Regions from separate parts of the Homo sapiens genome. Here region 2 is linked to region 1. A link is a loop called in an ENCODE intact Hi-C map of the cell type or tissue named here. Cell type or tissue: IMR-90. All regions are shown on one strand. Links, peaks and the distances in the headings refer to the core of each region. The heading gives the core; the rest is flanking DNA.

What was found. Peaks named below come from ENCODE experiments on the same cell type or tissue, not always from the same donor. Only the 100,000 strongest peaks of a DNase experiment are listed, where the experiment ranks them.
Region 2: a loop joins it to region 1, with 19 times the contacts of the local background. A loop is called at or near these places in 4 of 110 quality-filtered maps.

Annotation. Positions count from the first base shown.
Region 1 is chr10:124,385,139-124,393,461 of GRCh38, reverse strand. No RefSeq gene overlaps it. Among named protein-coding and RNA genes, the nearest start is that of OAT, 30 kb to the left of the region's middle. RefSeq lists a silencer at 3,956-4,245. In IMR-90, for the core only: a CTCF peak has its summit at 4,050 (motif pointing right); a DNase peak (open chromatin) is centred at 4,061; H3K4me3 peaks cover 326 bases.
Region 2 is chr10:123,128,081-123,136,403 of GRCh38, reverse strand. HMX3 (H6 family homeobox 3) reads right to left here and starts at 434. Exons shown (of 2, transcript NM_001105574.2): 1 at 1-434. The coding sequence starts at 353. RefSeq lists silencers at 6-55, 66-475, 526-605, 986-1,115, 1,146-1,265 and 1 more and enhancers at 269-1,219, 3,097-3,391, 3,458-3,567. In IMR-90, for the core only: a CTCF peak has its summit at 3,238 (motif pointing left); a DNase peak (open chromatin) is centred at 3,223; H3K4me3 peaks cover 174 bases; H3K27me3 peaks cover 5,380 bases.

The DNA of each region.
Region 1 (8,323 bases), core at 235-8,234:
TTTCTGATACTACCTATGGCCTGCCCCTCCCCCATCCTGTGCCTATAAAAACCCCAGACTCAGCCACACTGGAGGAGACCACCTTCCCGTCTCCTCTCTGCTGAGAGCTGTTTTGTCGCTTAATAAACTTCTCTGCCCTCACCACCCCTCAGTTGCCAGTGTGACCTCATTCTTCTTTGACGGACAAGAACTCCAGACTCACTGAACATGGGTACTCACAAGGCTGTAACACTGTGGCCCTCTGCCCTTCACTGGCAGAGGGCAGATGCCTCATGTGATGGAAAGTAGTGATGGGGCGGAGCTGGCCCCGGAGCTGCGGGCTGGAATGGGGCAAGGGGCTGACTGAGCTGTTAACATGCCACCGTCTGTTGGGCTATGGATGGTGGGACTAAAAGAGCTAATGAGCACATTGTAACACTCTTTTGGGGCTTTAGGGTCATGGGCACCCCTGCCTGGGCACCACTGCATTCCCCTTGGAGTGACACACCTGGTCCAGCTGCAAACCCCGCATGGAGCCCACCCCTGTGCCAGCATTTGGAATGGCTGGCTGGACCCCACACTTGCTCACTCACATACCCCCTCCCACCAGGGCCTGAGCATGCAGCAGCAGCTGCTGTGGGATCTGCGCCGGAGTGCAAGCCAGATGCGGCCTGGCAGGCCCAGTAGATGGGGTGCCTCCTGCTGCGTGCCTGGCAAAGGGGCCGAGAAAAATCTTCTCATTTGGGCCAAGCTTGAGAACTGCAGCCCAGGATACATCATCAGTTTGCCTTGGGGAGTGCTCTGGAGAATATTTATAAAGAAAAAAAAATCAGGAGAAGGGGTGATTATAAAACTTATTTATTAGGAATTTTCATTGGTCTAGAGAATTGGCATTAGTTACTGATTGGCTATTCATTGTTGAAGTACAGGATGTATGGCGTTTTTGTGGCCATTTGGCTTCAGTTAGTCTAGAGCTGCATGGCAAGGGGCTTCGAGAGGTAATTATTTAGCTCAAGGGGGAGTGAGACCTGACTGCCATTATATTTTAGATACTTTTCTGGGCCTGATAATTTAAAGGGGCTCACATTCTTCAGGTAAAAAGTTATTTTTCTTCTTCGGGGAGGAGTGGTTCAAAGTAGAGGAGAACTCACAGAGTATGTGGTGCCCAGATGCACATTTAGATATGTGCAAAAGAAAGATGATAATCTTGGTACATTTTTGCACTTTAAATAGTCACCACCTTCACTCTCCACACCCCCTAATGATAACTTGTTCTTTGGATTCTGACCTTCCAGAATACCTCATCTAAATTAATTACTGCACATATAAGAAAACTGAGGTTGGGATAGGACATCTGATGTACCCAGAATAACAGAGGTGAAAGTGACAATGCGTTTCAAGCACTAGGACTGTGAAGTTCCCAGCATGCTCTCTGCAGCACATCTGTATGTGATGGGGAAGCACCACAGAGGTCGGGGGAGGCATATAGGGGACATTTATAGGTTTAGATCTGTGCTGCTCAATGCCAGCTGCACTTCAGAGTCACCTGGCTTGCTTAAAAAATTAGTATCGGCCAGGTGTGGTGGCTCATGGCTGTAATCCAAGCACTTTGGGAGGCCGGGGTGGGTAGATTACCTGAGGTCAGGAGTTCAAGACCAGCCTGACCACCATGGTGAAACCCAGTTTCTACTAAAAATGCAAAAATTAGCTGGGCGTGGTGGTGCACGCCTGTAATCCCAGCTACTCAGGAGGCTGAGGCAGGAGAATCACCTGAACTCAAGAGGCGGAGGTTGCAGTGAGCCGAGATTGTGCCATTGCGCTCTGGGCTGGGCAATAAGAGTGAAACACTGTCTCAAAAAAAAAAATAATATTGATGGCCAGACCTCACCTCAAATCAATTACATCAGCATCTCCTGGATGGGGCCTTGCACCTGGATATTAAATGCTCCTGGGGATTCTAATGTGCAGTCCTTGCAAAGTGGGTATTGAGTGTGAGGCAGGGTGTCATTCACCCAACCATGCTGGGGCACTGACGTCTACTGGTGAATAAGGCACACGATTCCTGGCATCAGCGGGCTTTTTAATAGGTACATTTATTTCAAAAATGTTTATTGAGTACCACTTGGCTGGTCCCGGAGGATAGACAGTGGTTCAAATAAATAGCATTTATTCAGCAGTCTGTGCCAGGCACTATTTCAAATGCCTTAAGTCTCACTCCAGGTATTATTACTTCCATTTACAGATGAGGAGACCAAGGCTCAGAAACACAAGCTTGCTTTAGGTCATTGAAATAGTGGTGATGCCCAAGAGCCTTGGATGGGCTGGACAAACCTTCTGAGGGAGCCAGTAGGTGGTCCTGGTGCCTCAGGGACTGGGGGCTTTGAGAACAGCTCCTCCCTTTGTCTCAAGAGCTTGGCCAAGAGGCCCCTGTGGCCTGTAAAAGCATTTCAATTTGTTTTGAACTTGGGGGATGGATTCTTAAAATACCAGCAGGAGGCATCAAAATGAATAATATATATCTAAAAGCAGCTTAGTCCATTTAGGAAAAAAAACTTTAAAATATATTTCAGGGCTCACTCCAGTGTTCCATGCATGTATAATGGCTCAGAGGAGGTTTATTAGCTCCCCAGCCTTTATTTTGATTAACTTGCAAATGAGATTTTTTCTCTATACATCAGCCTAGCCCTTCAAATTGTTAATGAGATATCTGAACTAAAATGGCTTTTATAATTTGCATCACAATACTTAAGAGCCCAGCAGATGATTGCTGCAAATAAGCCTTGTGTGGAATAGCCAAGCATGGCTCAAGGCAGGGTTCGGGAGGACCACCGACAGCTCAGGCTTGCACATCCATGGGGATGCAGGGTCTGGGGGCCTTTGATCTTGGTGGCTTTCTCCTAGGCCAGTCTCTGAGACCGGCAGTGAAGGGCAAGTGGGATCCACCAGCCCCTACTCTCTCCTGCCTTCCTTTTTATCACAACATCTCTTTAATTTATGGCCCCTGAGTGCCAAGCCGTGTACCTGTGAACAAATGGAGTAATTACTCCTGGGAGAAATAGAAAAACATGGATGCAGACCATACAGAAAGCTGCCGGCTTTCAGTGGGGTGACCTGGGAGTGATCACCGGGTGAGGGTGTCCTGCCAGTGTTCTAGGAATCCTGGAATCATGGAGGGTCTCCTGCCAGTGTTTTCATGTTACTGGAGGCTCAGAGAGCGGAAGGGACTTGTCCACCGGCTGCGCTCCCTGGGACAGAAACCTGGGGAGGCCTCCTGATGATGACGGGAGGCGGTGGCGTGGGTGGTTGCTGCGAGGCTCAGAGCTTCGGTTTTGCTTTTGCCTCTGACAACCAGGATGACCTCTGGCAACTCAATGCCTCTCTGTCCTTTATCGAATGAGGGGGTTGAATTAGGACAGAACAGTCACGGGTGGTTTCACAACAGGTGTATGTTCTGAGAAATGCGTCCTTTGGCGATTTTCTCGTTATGTGAACATCATGGCGTGTACTTACACAACCTAGATGGCACAGCCTGCTACGACACAATGCTAAGTATTTGCATAGCTAAACACAGAAAAGGCACAGTAAAAATATGGTATAATCTTTTGGGACCTCCGCCATATTAGAAGGGCATGACTGCCTGGTCTCTGGAGGTGGGGGTGAGGACTGACCAGGTGAGCCTGAGCCCCCATCCAGTGGGCACCGGGCTCAGGTGGGCGCGCGACGGGTCTTGGGAACTGACAGAGGAGCCAGGGTCTGAGGCCCCCGGCAGGTTTTATATAGAGATGGCCAGAAAAGCGCCCCCACGTCCTGTGAGGTTCCCATTCCCCCGTCTTGGGTTTTAAGATCCCCTTGAGACTTAGTTTCCCCCAAAGTCAGTTTCCCGAGAAAAGGAGGCCCCATTTCAGCAGAAAGGGGCTTCGAGCTCCAGGGAGAGGACGGGGGTGTGGCGAGTTGTCCCCTCCCCTCCAAGACTCAGCGCCCACGCGCAAGTCAATAACCCCAAGTCCGGGTCCTGGGGCTTTTGGCCGGAACTGCTCGCAGCCATAGGGCCCCACGCGCGTTGGGACGGCAGGGGGCGCTGCCCGCAAAGCGTTGCTTCCCGGCCGTCCTGCGAGCCCGCGAGATGCGCGTGCGCGAGGCCGGGGCTCGGGAGCTGGGGCGGGGCCGTGGGCGGGGCCAGGAGCCGCGCTGGGGACCGTGCCCTCCTCCGCCGAGGCCTGTAGGGCGCTCGCTCTTCGCTGGGCCGAGTCCCCCCGCGCGCTGCAGAGCAATACAGTTCTGTAAAAGTTTATTATTCTGACGTTGGAATATGCTCCTTGGAGACAATTCAGAACTTGCAGAAACCAGAGCCCCGCGGCCCCTCCCTGCGTAGACTGCGGGCGGCTGTCCCGGGCGTGGGCTGCGGCCCCGCGGGCCCATGCGTGTTCTGGGGACTCTGGGGCGCTGGTTCAGTCCCGCGTGTGTGGGAGTCACGTTCACCTCCTCAGTGCCAGGTGCTGTCCGCGCACCCGTCGGAGCGCCTCGGTTCACCGTGCAGAGGTGTGGGCTCCGGGGCAGGGAAGGGTCCACCCCACCTCCCGCGCTGCAGCGAGCTTGACAGGTGGTGATCCTGGACAGGCGCATCCGTTGGGCCGGGGGCAGGGGCGCTCTGACCCTGTGGGCAGGGCCTCCCGGGACTCTGCCCGGAGCTCCTGGCTGGGCTGTGCCCGGAGGGATCTGAGTGGTGGTCCTTGGGCCCTTGCGGGCCTCAGTTTTTGCCACTGTGCAATGGCCTTACTCATACCTGCCCTGGTGATTGGGGGACCGAAGTTGTGCAGGGGGTGGGAGGATGCGGGGCCTGGTCTCTGCCTGGCTGGGGCCCACCTTGATCCGTGTGGCCCTGCTGAGCCCTGTCCACTGGTCACTGAGATAGTGACGGTCCTGGGCTGGGCAGGAGTGGCAGGCCCTGGGTGTGTGGATGCCATAGGAGGAGAAAGAGCTTTTCCTCACCGTCCTAGGTTCCTGCCTGGGACTCATATAACAAGAGAATAACATACACATTTATTTAATATAATTTTTACCGGATGCAGGAGCCTTCATAAGGAAATGAAGACCCAAAGAAATGTGTAAACCTGTGTGTGTGTGTGTGTGTGTGTGTTTTTGAGACAGAGTTTCACTCTTGTTGCCCAGGCTGGAGTGCAATGGCAGGATCTTGGCTCACTGCAGCCTCCACCTCCTGGGTTCAAGCGTTTCTCCTGTCTCAGCCTCCCAGGTAGCTGGGATTACAGGCGCATGCCACCAGGCCCGGCCAATTTTTGTATTTTTAGTAGAGATGGGGTTTCATCATATTGGTCAGGCTGGTCTCGAACTCCTGACCTCAGGTGATCCGCCCACCTCGGCCTCCCAAAGTGCTGGGATTACAGGCGTGAGCCACCACACCCAGCCAAACCTGTGTTTTTTATGCTTGGTTTGATAAAAAAAGTGGATAGTCCTAGAAAAGTTTGATTGGATAAAAACGTCTGATGTAACGGTAATAGATGGAGGGACTTAGCCAGGCCTGCGTGTTCACAGTCTCCTCTATCCCTGTGTCTTCAGAGGTGAGGATGTTTCTTCTGGGTATAGGGAGACTAACACCTGAATGAGGGTTTTATGTCCTGCTTCAGGGGAGAAGGGAGGGTGGGAGGTGAAAACGACCTTTCTGTTTCTGCTGTTTCCTCAAATGCCAAGGTGCTGTATTTTGGGGTACCATGTCCTGAACCCCATCAGTGCCAAGGGCAAGGCTGGTGCCCAGGGCCCAGTCCTGGACTTACCTTGGACTTCGTGGATGGGAGGGGAGGTGGGGCCTGAGGAGGGGTGACACCCGCAGGTGGAAGCTTGTGTCTGCATCCCAGGAGGCAAATTACCAGCTCTGAGACCTAGGACCAGTCAGTCACACAACCTCTGGAGTCTCAGTGTCCTCATGTAGAAATGGGAGCAGCGGGCTGTGGGGAGGTTGATATTGGCTGCTGGGTCCTGCCTGTAGCTCCCTCTGCCCCCGACCTCAAACTCTTGAGCCCTCTGGGATCACCTGAGGCTTGATAAACACACAGGGGCCCCGGCCCTGCTCTGACAGGTGGCTTCATCGAGTTTGGGTGGTACCAGGAATCCCGCTGGGAACAACCCTCTTAGGGTCTGGTCAGGCACCCTCCCAGCCCCCAGCACAGGGCAAGGAAGTGCCAGGGCCATGGGACAGCAGGAAGGTACCCTCCCCAGGCCCACCAATCCCACAAGACTCTGTTGAGAAAGAAGGATTTTAGTGGTTTGCGTGGGGATGCTGAATCGGTGTTCCACTTAAGAGGGCTCAGGGAAGTGAGGACACCCTGGGACACCCCAGGGGGTATGTCCTCATCCTGGCTTCACTTGACTGGGGCCTGGTTTCTAATCCTGGGCTCACTTGCCCGGTGCCTGTCTCTCCCCCAGTCTCAGCCTGATGAGTGAATGAAGGTGATGATCACCCGTCCTTTATGGCGGGCCGGTTCTTGCATTAGATCTTACGATCCCCATGCCAGCCTTGAAAAGCCGGAGTTCATAGGACCCAGGTGCAGGGAGTTCAGACAGCTCTTAACAGAGTCTTAAGGTGGGGTGCTGAGGCTGGATCCACCTGGACCTGGTCCCGGACAGCCCGGACTGTGTTGTGGAGTGAAGGGAAACTTCATCCCCATGTTGTCCAACCTCGAGTGGGCCTGGCTGGTTTGCTAAGTGTGACCAGGGGATTGGGCTGGTCCAGAATGTCTGGAGGCCTGGGGTAAGGGGAGGGCAGCGTCTGCCCCCTGCTACCCCATCCCCCTCACCTGTTCCTGTTGCCTGGGGTTAGGGTTAGCGAGTTGTGACTCCACCCTCCTGCCCGGGTGGGTGGAGAGGGCCCTCTCTGGAGAGGGTCTGTCAGCCTGCCCTGTAGAAGAGCGGGTGTGCTCTCCTGGGGTGGGAGGGGCCTTGCCTTTCTGTTTGGAGGAATGTCTGCCTCCGTGGTACATTCCAGAGAGAGCAGCCCCTCCCAGCTTCTTTAGGCTTCTCTACCTTCAGGTGAGCAGAGGGGCGGTGTCGGGCCTGCAGCAGCTGCGCCTGACCCCATTTGCGAGGACTCAGTGCCTCCCTGGGCCCGGGCTGTTTGTGGTCTCACCTCCAGAGCATGTTTGTCTGGGTCACCACGCCCCCTGCAAACAGCCCTGTCTGGGGTGGCCAGACCAGGCCCTGCCCATGGCCAGCCACTTTTCCAGCAGAAAACTCAGCCCCATTGGAGTCCCCCGCCACAGCCCTGCTTGAAGCTTTGAAGGTGGGAGCCAGAGGGGCAAAGTCAAAATTGCAGGGAGAGTAAACACCTGAGGACCTAGTTTGGCCTGGCTGAGACGCTGGGCGGCTACAAAGGGACAGTGTGAGGGAAGCCCTCGCAGCAGAAGGGACCCATTCAGTTCTTGCAGAAAGGGATTTGCCTGCTAATTAGGCAGGGAGGACCCTACTGGTGTGTGGGCTGCAGGAAGGGGTGGCATGTAGTGGGGAGCTGGTGACCCTATTTGGGGAAGAACCTGCTGGTTCTGAGCTGCTGGAACCTTTCGGTCCACACCTGACCCACAGACCACCTGCTCCAGAGTCAGGCGGGGAGCTCCTTAAACAATGGCGATGCGTCAGCCCCAGCCCAGGCCTCCTGGCTGAGCCACAAAACCCATCATTGCATGAGGGGCCTCCGATATACCAGCCCTCTGCCTAGTGCTTTGCAGCCATCAGGCCTTCCCACCACTGCCCCTCAGCCTCCTGCACCTGAGATGGGGGTCCCTTCAGCCCTGGGGTGACCGGAGGCAGGCTCGCTCACGTACTCGGTGCACTGTGTAAATCCATTCACATTCTCCAGGTACGCTGTCAGGAGAAAGGCTGTGAAGCACCAGAGTCTCTCATTTCATCTCATACCTGGAAGGTCTATTATTAGCTCCATTCCACAGGTGAGAAAACTGAGGCTCCAAGAGGTTAACTGACTTGTGCAAGTCACACCACGCTAGGGCTGGGCTTTTTCCCATGATTCTGCCTCTGGGTATGGGTGGGGATTGTGCATGTGAGGTTGTGAAAAGCTCTCCGGTGGTTGGACTGTGTAGATCTCTGGTCCAGATAACCTCTTGCCACCATGTCCTGTGGTCTCACTGCACATGGTTCTGGGGAAAGTGAAGAAGGATCCTTTAAAAGTGCTGATGGATAGCATGAAGACAGGCCCAGGGAGGGACCCCCTCTGCAGGATGCCCAGGCATGCACGTGATACTCTCTTGTCCCATGTAGCAGTGATGGCAGCTGAGAGTCATTTCCAGACCCTTCTGGAGAAGTTCCTATCCCTGTAATGACA
Region 2 (8,323 bases), core at 30-8,029, 1.3 Mb after region 1:
TACCACCAGGCTGGGGAGCGCTCCAGGTAGTGCGCGGGCAGGGCAAACCTCTGCGCCGGGATCTCAAAGCGAGGGAAAGCCAGGTCGCCCACCTGCGAGAGCGCGAAGCCCGCGGCGCCCTCCAGGGCCCCCTTGGCCGCCGCGGCAGCGGCAGCGGCGGCGGCGGCGGCAGCCGAGGCTGGCGCGAAGAGCGTCCGTGGGGGCGGCTGAGGCTTAGGGGGCGGCCGGTGGTGGTCTCCGTTGAGCAGGTTCTTGATGGAGAACGGGGACTCCTTGGGAGCGGGTGGGGGGGGCGGCGGCGGTTGGGGCTGTGCGCTGGCGGTGCCGGCAGCGTCCGGCCCGGGTTCCGGCATGGTCCCCTCTCCTCCGGGTCCCCGGGAGGGAGGGAGCGGGACAGGCGGGCGGCGGGGCGAGCAGGCGAGAGGCCGGAAATCAGACCATAAACGGAACTCAACTACGGGGCGCAAAGTCGGGGGCCGCCCCGGGCGCAAATCCAACGGCGGGAGGGCGGAGTGAGGACCCAGACGGGCGGGCTCGCATGAGGGAGGGGTGCGGAGGGGCGGGGAGCGGCCCTGCCGCGGCACCGAGGGATCGAGGCGGCTCGGCTGCGGCTGCGGCTCCCGCGGAGGAGGCAGCAAGAGCAGTCCCCGGCTCGAGGCTGCGTCAATCCGGCGCCGGATGCTAATGATGAAATCAAAATGTCATCCAAGTTAAATGCGGGGAGTATACGGCGATTGGGCGCGTACAATGGCAAATGGGATTAGGCAGGCGAAGGCTCAGCCGAGCCCCGGCCCCGCAGCCGCCTCCGCCACCGCCCCCTCCTCGCCTTCCCTCGGATTTTGGCGCTTTGGCTTCGGGCTATAAGAGCCCGCCCGTTATTGGCTTTATATAGTCCAATTAGGCAGCAAATGAGGACAAGCCTATTAGCACAAAAGGATATTGGCTCCCGCTAAAGAGGCACTCGGAGCGCTCCTGCGAGCGCAGGAGGCGAGCGAGGGACGCGGAGCAGGCGGCGCCCTTGGCCGAAGCGCACTAACGGCCGCGAGCCCGGAGACCGCGCCTGCCTCTCCCCCCTGCGGCGCAGGGACCCGCTTCCCGCCGCCAGGCCTGCGGGAGGGGGGAGGGGCGGACCAGGCCCTCCCGGGTCACCTCGGGGTTATCTGCGCTCGCAGCTGCCGCTCCCCCGCCCCCTGGGGCTGGACAGGGGCCCGCCGCCCCCACGCAGCTGGAGAGCCACGCAGCGCCGGCCCAAGAGGCAGGACGTGACCTCGGCCCTCGGAGAACTCATCATTTTCCTACCCTTTGGGGTCCGGCGACCTCGGTATTTTTCCTAAAGCCTGCTAGGAAGGGCGAGGCCAAGAAGAGAGGGATTTGGGTTCCCCACCCACCATCCAGCCGATAGTAAGGGAATCCAGGTGTAAGTCCTCGCACTGCGTCTTCGGACTCAGAAATCCGCGTGGCCTTGGCCTTTAGCCCTGGAAAACCGAAGAGTGAGCCTTCCCCCGGGACCAGGAGTGGGTGTGCCTGTGTGCGTATGCGCGCTGACCCGGCCAAAACCCGCGCGTCACTCGGTGGGGCTGCTGGGGCAACAGCTTCTCGGCACCGACGGCTGCTCTCGGAAGGGCACCCCTCTGCTCTGGCCGCCGGTGCCCAAGGCTCGCGGATCAACTCCGAGTCTGTGACCCCGACGACAGCACTTTCTCCCAGGAAGTCTCTCCGGCCAGCTGGCGTTTGGAGCTGTCTAACTAACGCTTTAATGGGGGCAAGGTGAACCGAAGGCGCAGCGGCGTAGCTTCCTCCGCCGCGGCAAGCAGCGGCATCCGCTGCGCGTCTCGACGGCAGCGAAGTCCTTAGAGAACCACACTGGACCTTTGCAGAACGGCTTAGTGAAAGGACATTCCACTCCACTGGCTTTAAAAACAGCTCCCCGGTTCGCACGAGAAGCCCATGAGGCAGACATTTAAGACTCATGATTTAAGCATCAAGTAAATCAGAATTGTTTGTGAGGTCCCCTCCCGAGAGACAGCTTTCTTATCAGAGAAAGGTGACAAACTGGCCTCACCCTCTTCCACCCTGGTGAAGCTCCCGCACACGAGGGCTTTTTGGGATCCCTTCACCTCCCCACCGCTTTCTTTTTCGTTAGATTGAGCCTCGCCTAATTCAAGGCCGCCCTGCATTGGCAGACGTGATCGTGTGGGGTCCCCACTTGAGAGGTAGATTTTGTTTTTCGGTCCTGGGGCGTCAGACCCTCCCCCACCAAATCTCGACGGGCATATGTAATGTTTCTTTCTGCATTCATCTACAGCAGCGAACCCCATTTTTGCTTTGGAAATCTGGAAACGTAAATGGCGCTTCCATAAACAATTACTGTTATTACTCCCTTGAGTTTACACAGGGCTTTACTGGAATGCAAAACGCTACGCCATCCAAAATCTGGGTTGGAACGGATCACTGCCCTGAGACCCCAGCAGGGTGGGTCTCATACTTGGATTTTGTAAGTGGAAACCCGCGCCCAGAGAGGAGGAAACTGGGCCTAGGTCGCCCAATCGCTGCTGGATACCCAGAGGTCATTTTCCCCCAACCGCAGAAATAGCTCGATGCACGTAGGTCTATGAGGGTTGGGTGGGCACCGCCTGCACACAGCCTGCCACGCGGCCGAGTATGCGTGGAGAGACCCCGGCGTGTATGCCTGTGTGTTTTGGGAGCTTCGCCATTCAGCGCAGACGCATGCAAACTTGGCTAGAGTTCTGACGCACGAAAGTCGACTTTAAACTGGGAATGCTGAGGGTTCAGTCTGGGGAGGGGGACTCGTGGCTGATCACAACTCCAGCGCTAGACTCAGATGGGGAGGGGACAGGCCCAGTGTGGCGGGAGAAGAGTCCGGGACAGCCGCCCGCATCCCTGCTGTGCGGCTACCGGATCCCGGCTTTCCGGTTGTCGCCCCAAGTTCTCCGGTTGACTCCCCTCCCAGGGGCGCGCAGGGGCGCTGTTATGTGCTTGTGTTTGGCCCGGGAGAGGAGCTTCTCCAGTGTCAGCACTCTCAGCCCATCCTCTCAGTTTTAGGGATTGCTGGGCTTGAAAAGCGGGATGTATTGAGTAGATCTTTCCCTTCCCCTTCGAGAAAGCTGGTGGGAGTCGGGTCTGGGCGCGGACTCAGCCCTTTACTCGCCGTCTGGCGAGAGGTGTTGCCAGCGTTCTTGCGCTCACGACTCCATTCAAAGTCAGGCAGACAGCGCCCTCTATGGGACAGCCTCTGAACCAAGCCTGCAGGTTCCGCTGGAGAAACCGCTGTCCCGGCGCAGGACGTTTAAAAGCCATTGAGGTCTCGCCCTTCGCCGCCGCAGTTAGAAAACAAAAGCATTTTTTCTCTGGATCCCGGGAGAAGAAGTGGGTGAAATCGCCTTCAGATCTCTGCTGATCTCTACCTGGCCACGACAGGAAGTGGTCTCGCCTGCCTGTCATCCTCCTTCCCGCTTTTCCTGCCTGTTTTAGGGCCCATTCTGTGGTCCCCGTCTCGTTCTATCCTTTAGGTGCCGGTCCTAACCTCAGGCTAGGTGTTCTCCAGGAAGGACTCGGGGAGGGAAGGAGGGAACGGGCCTGCCTCATTCGTCTTCCCAGGACTCAGCGCCGCCGGCCGATCAGCGGACGAAACGCTTGTGCTCAGGAAATGCTTGTGCTCAGGAAACGCTTGTATTAATGCCTGAATGCCTGAGTGAGACGAATGAATGAATGGATGAATGAATGAATGGATTCACAGTTCCCTTACAGAGAATTGGCCCACTTGATTAGGGACCTTCAGATAGCCTGATCATACCCAAAAGCTGTTTTTAAAGAGTTTAATGAAATCTGAGATCTTTTGATGCTGCATTTTACAAAACCTAAAGGAGCCCAAGGAATAGGACCTTTGGGGGACCTTTCCCAGGCTAATCTCAGGCAGATGGGCTGTGAGAGCGGGTCTCTACACCACCCACCCTTGGGACAAGGAGCCAAGAGGGCAGAAGGGGACTGGAGAATGCCAGTGATTAACACCCAACTTTTACACAAAAGCATGAGGCCTGATACAGGAGTGCTTGGCATGGCATTCTCACCTGCCCCAGGCCCACCACACACACAAAGCACATACACGTTTGTGCACACACACAAGTCAGTAAGCAAGGCGCTTCCCAAAGGAGGGGAGCTTTCCATATTTTTCAGTACTTCATCTAAGAGAAGGCTGCTTCCTTCCCTCCATAGCCATACTACGGTCCTTCTCCTTGGAGCAGCTTCCTGGCACAGCCCACCTCCTTATCCATGGACGGGGTGGGGACTGCTTAGGCTTCTAGCCAAAGCTGCAAAACTCCCAGGCTGGAGGCCCCCACAATTAACATAGAGGGTTTGCCCTGGTCCTGATGGCCTCATTTTACCACCCACCTCTTCTGACCTGCAGGTCCTTGCTTTGAAGGCAGAATGGACAAAAGCCTGGAATTGTGATCCTGGGGAAACTGTGCTACCTACACATGCTACACAAGCTCTTTACTGGGACTTTCCTGGAAAGTTCTCTCCCATCTTTCTCGATGCCACCAGGAATGCTGCCAATGATGTCTCCCTCTGACTAAATACTGACCCTTAGAAAATACACAGCCCTGGGAGACAGGTCACAGCCAAGCTGTGCCTGATCACATATGTTTCCTGCATCACATACAATGTCCTTAGAGTGACTGAATGTCTTACCCTTTCATGACAGTGAGGGTAACAGTTATGTGGAGGTAATGTCGGCTCACGGTCATTGAATCCTTATTAGAAGCCAGGCACTATAACTTGGTGAGGTAGGTACTATTATTCTTTCTGATTGATAGATGAGGAAACTGAGGTCCCAAGTATGACAAGGAAGAGCTGGAGAGAGTACTAAAACATTTAGCCTCATAGGGTTGTTACAAGGACAGGGCTGGCCTACAGTAAGTGCTATGTAAGTCCTAGCTATTGTGCTGTTATTCCTCATTCATTCATTCTTCAAGATGAACCCACAGGCCAAAGTCTGTTCTTGCAGTGTTGCCTTGAGAAAGCTAACACAGTTCTGCAATGGAGAGATGCCCCAAGAGTTGCTTCCTTGCTTCAAGGAGGCCTTACTCTTCTATCCAGAAATGAGCCAGCTCTCTCCCACGTCCTCGTTTCTCTTCCTGGTTCCCTTGTCTTCTTTGAAAGTTCTTCTTACAGTGAGGCACAGTGGCTCACATCCATAATCCCAGCACTTTGGGAAGCTGAGGTGGGAGGGCCTCACTTGAGACTAGGAGTTTGAGACCAACCTGAACAACACAGTGAGACCCTGTCTCTACAAAACATTTTTGAAAAAGTCTTTCTCCCCAAACCAAGAATCTTTCAAGTGTAATTATTTGCAGGTTGCTCTCTATCCTCAGAGTTCTCATTAGGGGAGAAGAAGTATAATTTACAATGCAATAAAATCCACAATTTTGAGAATACAACCTCATAAACTTTGACAAATATATACCCCTGAGTAATTATCAACTGTATTTCCCCACCCTGAAAGTTTTCTCCTGGCCCTTTGCAATCAATTCCCCCAAACCCCACCCTAAGAGACCACTGTTGACTTTTAGAATTAAGACGAGTTATTCTGGTTCTAGAAGTTCAATTAAATAACCACGTCCAGTATGTACTCTTTCTGAGTCTGCTTCTTTGAGTCAATGAATCTGTGTGATTCATTTGTTTTGTTGTGCAGGGTATTTTTAGCAGAAGAGTGGCATATCTGCCTTACATTTAAGTCAACTTTAGATTCATCAAGTTCCAATGGGATTCTCAACCTAAAGAAATTCCACATCCCATGAATGGAGGAAGAAAATGTGGTCTATCCATACAATGGAAAATTGTTCATCAATACAAAGGAATCCAGCACTGATACATGCTGCAATGTGGATGAGCCTTTGAAAGATGCCAAAGTAAAAGACCACATATTGTTTGACTCCATTTAAATGAAATGTCCAGAGGAGGCTACTTCATAGAGACAGAAAGGAAATAAGCGATTAGCAGATGCTAGGGGGATGAGGGGAATGAAGAGTGACTGCAAATGTGTATGGGGTTTCTTTTTGGGGGTGATGAAAATGTTTTAAAATTGGTTGTGATGATGGTTGTCCAACTCCATGACTGTACTAAAACTTTCAGTGAGTAGGTTGTATAATACATTAGTGCTGTCTCAGTCAAGTGGTTATGAAAATATTCACCTCCCAGCCACCATGCATAGGTACAAGCTTTCCAATGCCTCTTGTCTTGAGAGCCCGATGGAGCTGGTCCAGTGACCCAGCTGGGGCTCCCCCAACCTTCCCTGCATAGTTCCTCTTTCTGCTGGTGGCTGGGCAGGGGGTGAGGGATGCAAGGATCATTGGCTCAGCCTCCTGTGTATGAGAAACTCTCTCCCCACAGAATAGGGGGAAGCCTAGCCCATGTAGCCTTCAGTGAGGTCATGCAAGCCACATCAGAGCTGAGTACCTCGATAGCGAAGCCTGTCCCCATGGCCCACATTGGGCTGTTATCCAGGATGTCTCTCTTCTAGCTCTGATGCAATTTGATTCTGTGCTTCTTCCCTCAGTGACTGAGGAATGACCCATTCTCCCTGAGTCATCACTTCTGCCACACGAATGTGGCACAATCAGAACAATCAAAGGTCATGTCATATAAGCCAAGATGACTCCTAAGGACAACTGGGAGAGGAGTGGCTGAAGCTTCCTCCCAACAATGCCTGAGCAGCCCTGAAGAGTCATCTCATTTATTCACTTAGTTAGCAACATGCCTGGGCAGACATTGTGCCAGGCTCTGGGGGTATAAGACTAAATCAGTCACAACTTCTGTTCTTGGGGTGCTCATAGCCTAGAAATGAAAACTGAAAAGGGAGTGAATAATGGCAATGCAATGTGAGAGGCAAAGTACCTCTAGCACATTTAGGCACAAAGTGATTTGGGATCACAGAGAAGGAAACAACTAATTCAGTCTGGTGGTTTAGTGTAATCAGTGGAGGCTTCCTGGAGGAGGTGATCAACCAGGGTCTTGATGAGTGTGTTATCAGGTAGGGAAGGGAGAAGAACAAAGAGGCTGAGGAAATGTCAGAATGTAGCCATAGAGTTTGTGCTGGGGAGGGTGCACAGATTGCTGGAGATGGGGAACAGAGCTGGGCCAAAGAGACTGCTTCCCTTGAATTCCTGCATCAGCGATTGTGGGCCCTTGAATTCCTGCATCAAAATCAATAGGTCTTTCCACAAAGACCATCATATCATATTGTGGCAGCAGTAAGGAGAGCATGGGCTCAGGAATCTGCAATTTTGCTAGATGTAGTAAGCTGATTTCTAGCACCATCCCTGTATCACTTTCCTACGGTTGCCTTAACTAAGTGCCACAATCTGGAGGGCTTAAAACAATGGAAATCTATTGTTTCACAATTCTGGAGGCCAAATGTCCAAACTCAAGGAGTCAGTAAGGCCATGCTCTCTCTGAGTTTCCAAAGAAGAATTTGTTCTAGGGAAGGATACCTCTCTCCTAGCTTCTGGTAGGACAAGGTCCAAATAAGGTCAGTTTACAGATACTGGGAGTTAGGACTTCAGCATATCTTTTTGGAGGACACAATTCAACACCTGCCCACAGTGATCCCCACCTCTGAGCATTCATGTGCTTGTGTAATTCTCTCCCCCTGAATACAGGCTGGACCTAGTAACTTGATTGTAACCAACAGAATACAATAAAGGTGATGGAATGTCACTTCCATGACTGGGTTACAAGATTGTAACTTCTGTGCATTAGCTGACTCTCTCTATTCCCTTCTCAGTTTGCATGCTTTCATGAACCAAGGGTGGCCTCATACCAACAGCCAGTGATAAACTGACTTCCTAAGTTAAACAGCCTGTGAGAAACTCGGTGTTGCCAATAACCGCTTTGTGAGTTTGAAAGTGGATCTTTCTCCAATCAAGCCTTCAGTTGAGAACACAGCCCCTGGGACAACACTTTGATTGGAGCCTTGCAATAGACCATGAATCTGAGGCTCCTGTCCCACAGAAACTGTGAGATAATAAATATGTATGTCTTAAGCCACTAAGTTTTGGAGTAATTTGTTAAACAGTAGTCAATAACTAATAGAACAGTTCTCTAGGTATTTCTTATGCCTACCAGGGTCTGAAGACCTAAGCAATGGGGAGCCATAGAAAGATTTGCCACAGGAAGGCAAGAGGACCCGATCAGATTATGTTCTAGGAAGACCATTTAAATAGAGTGAAGGATTTGTCAGAGCAGGGAGGACCAGGAGGCTAGGAGGCTTGTTAGGAGGTGGTTAATGAGGACCTCAACTACC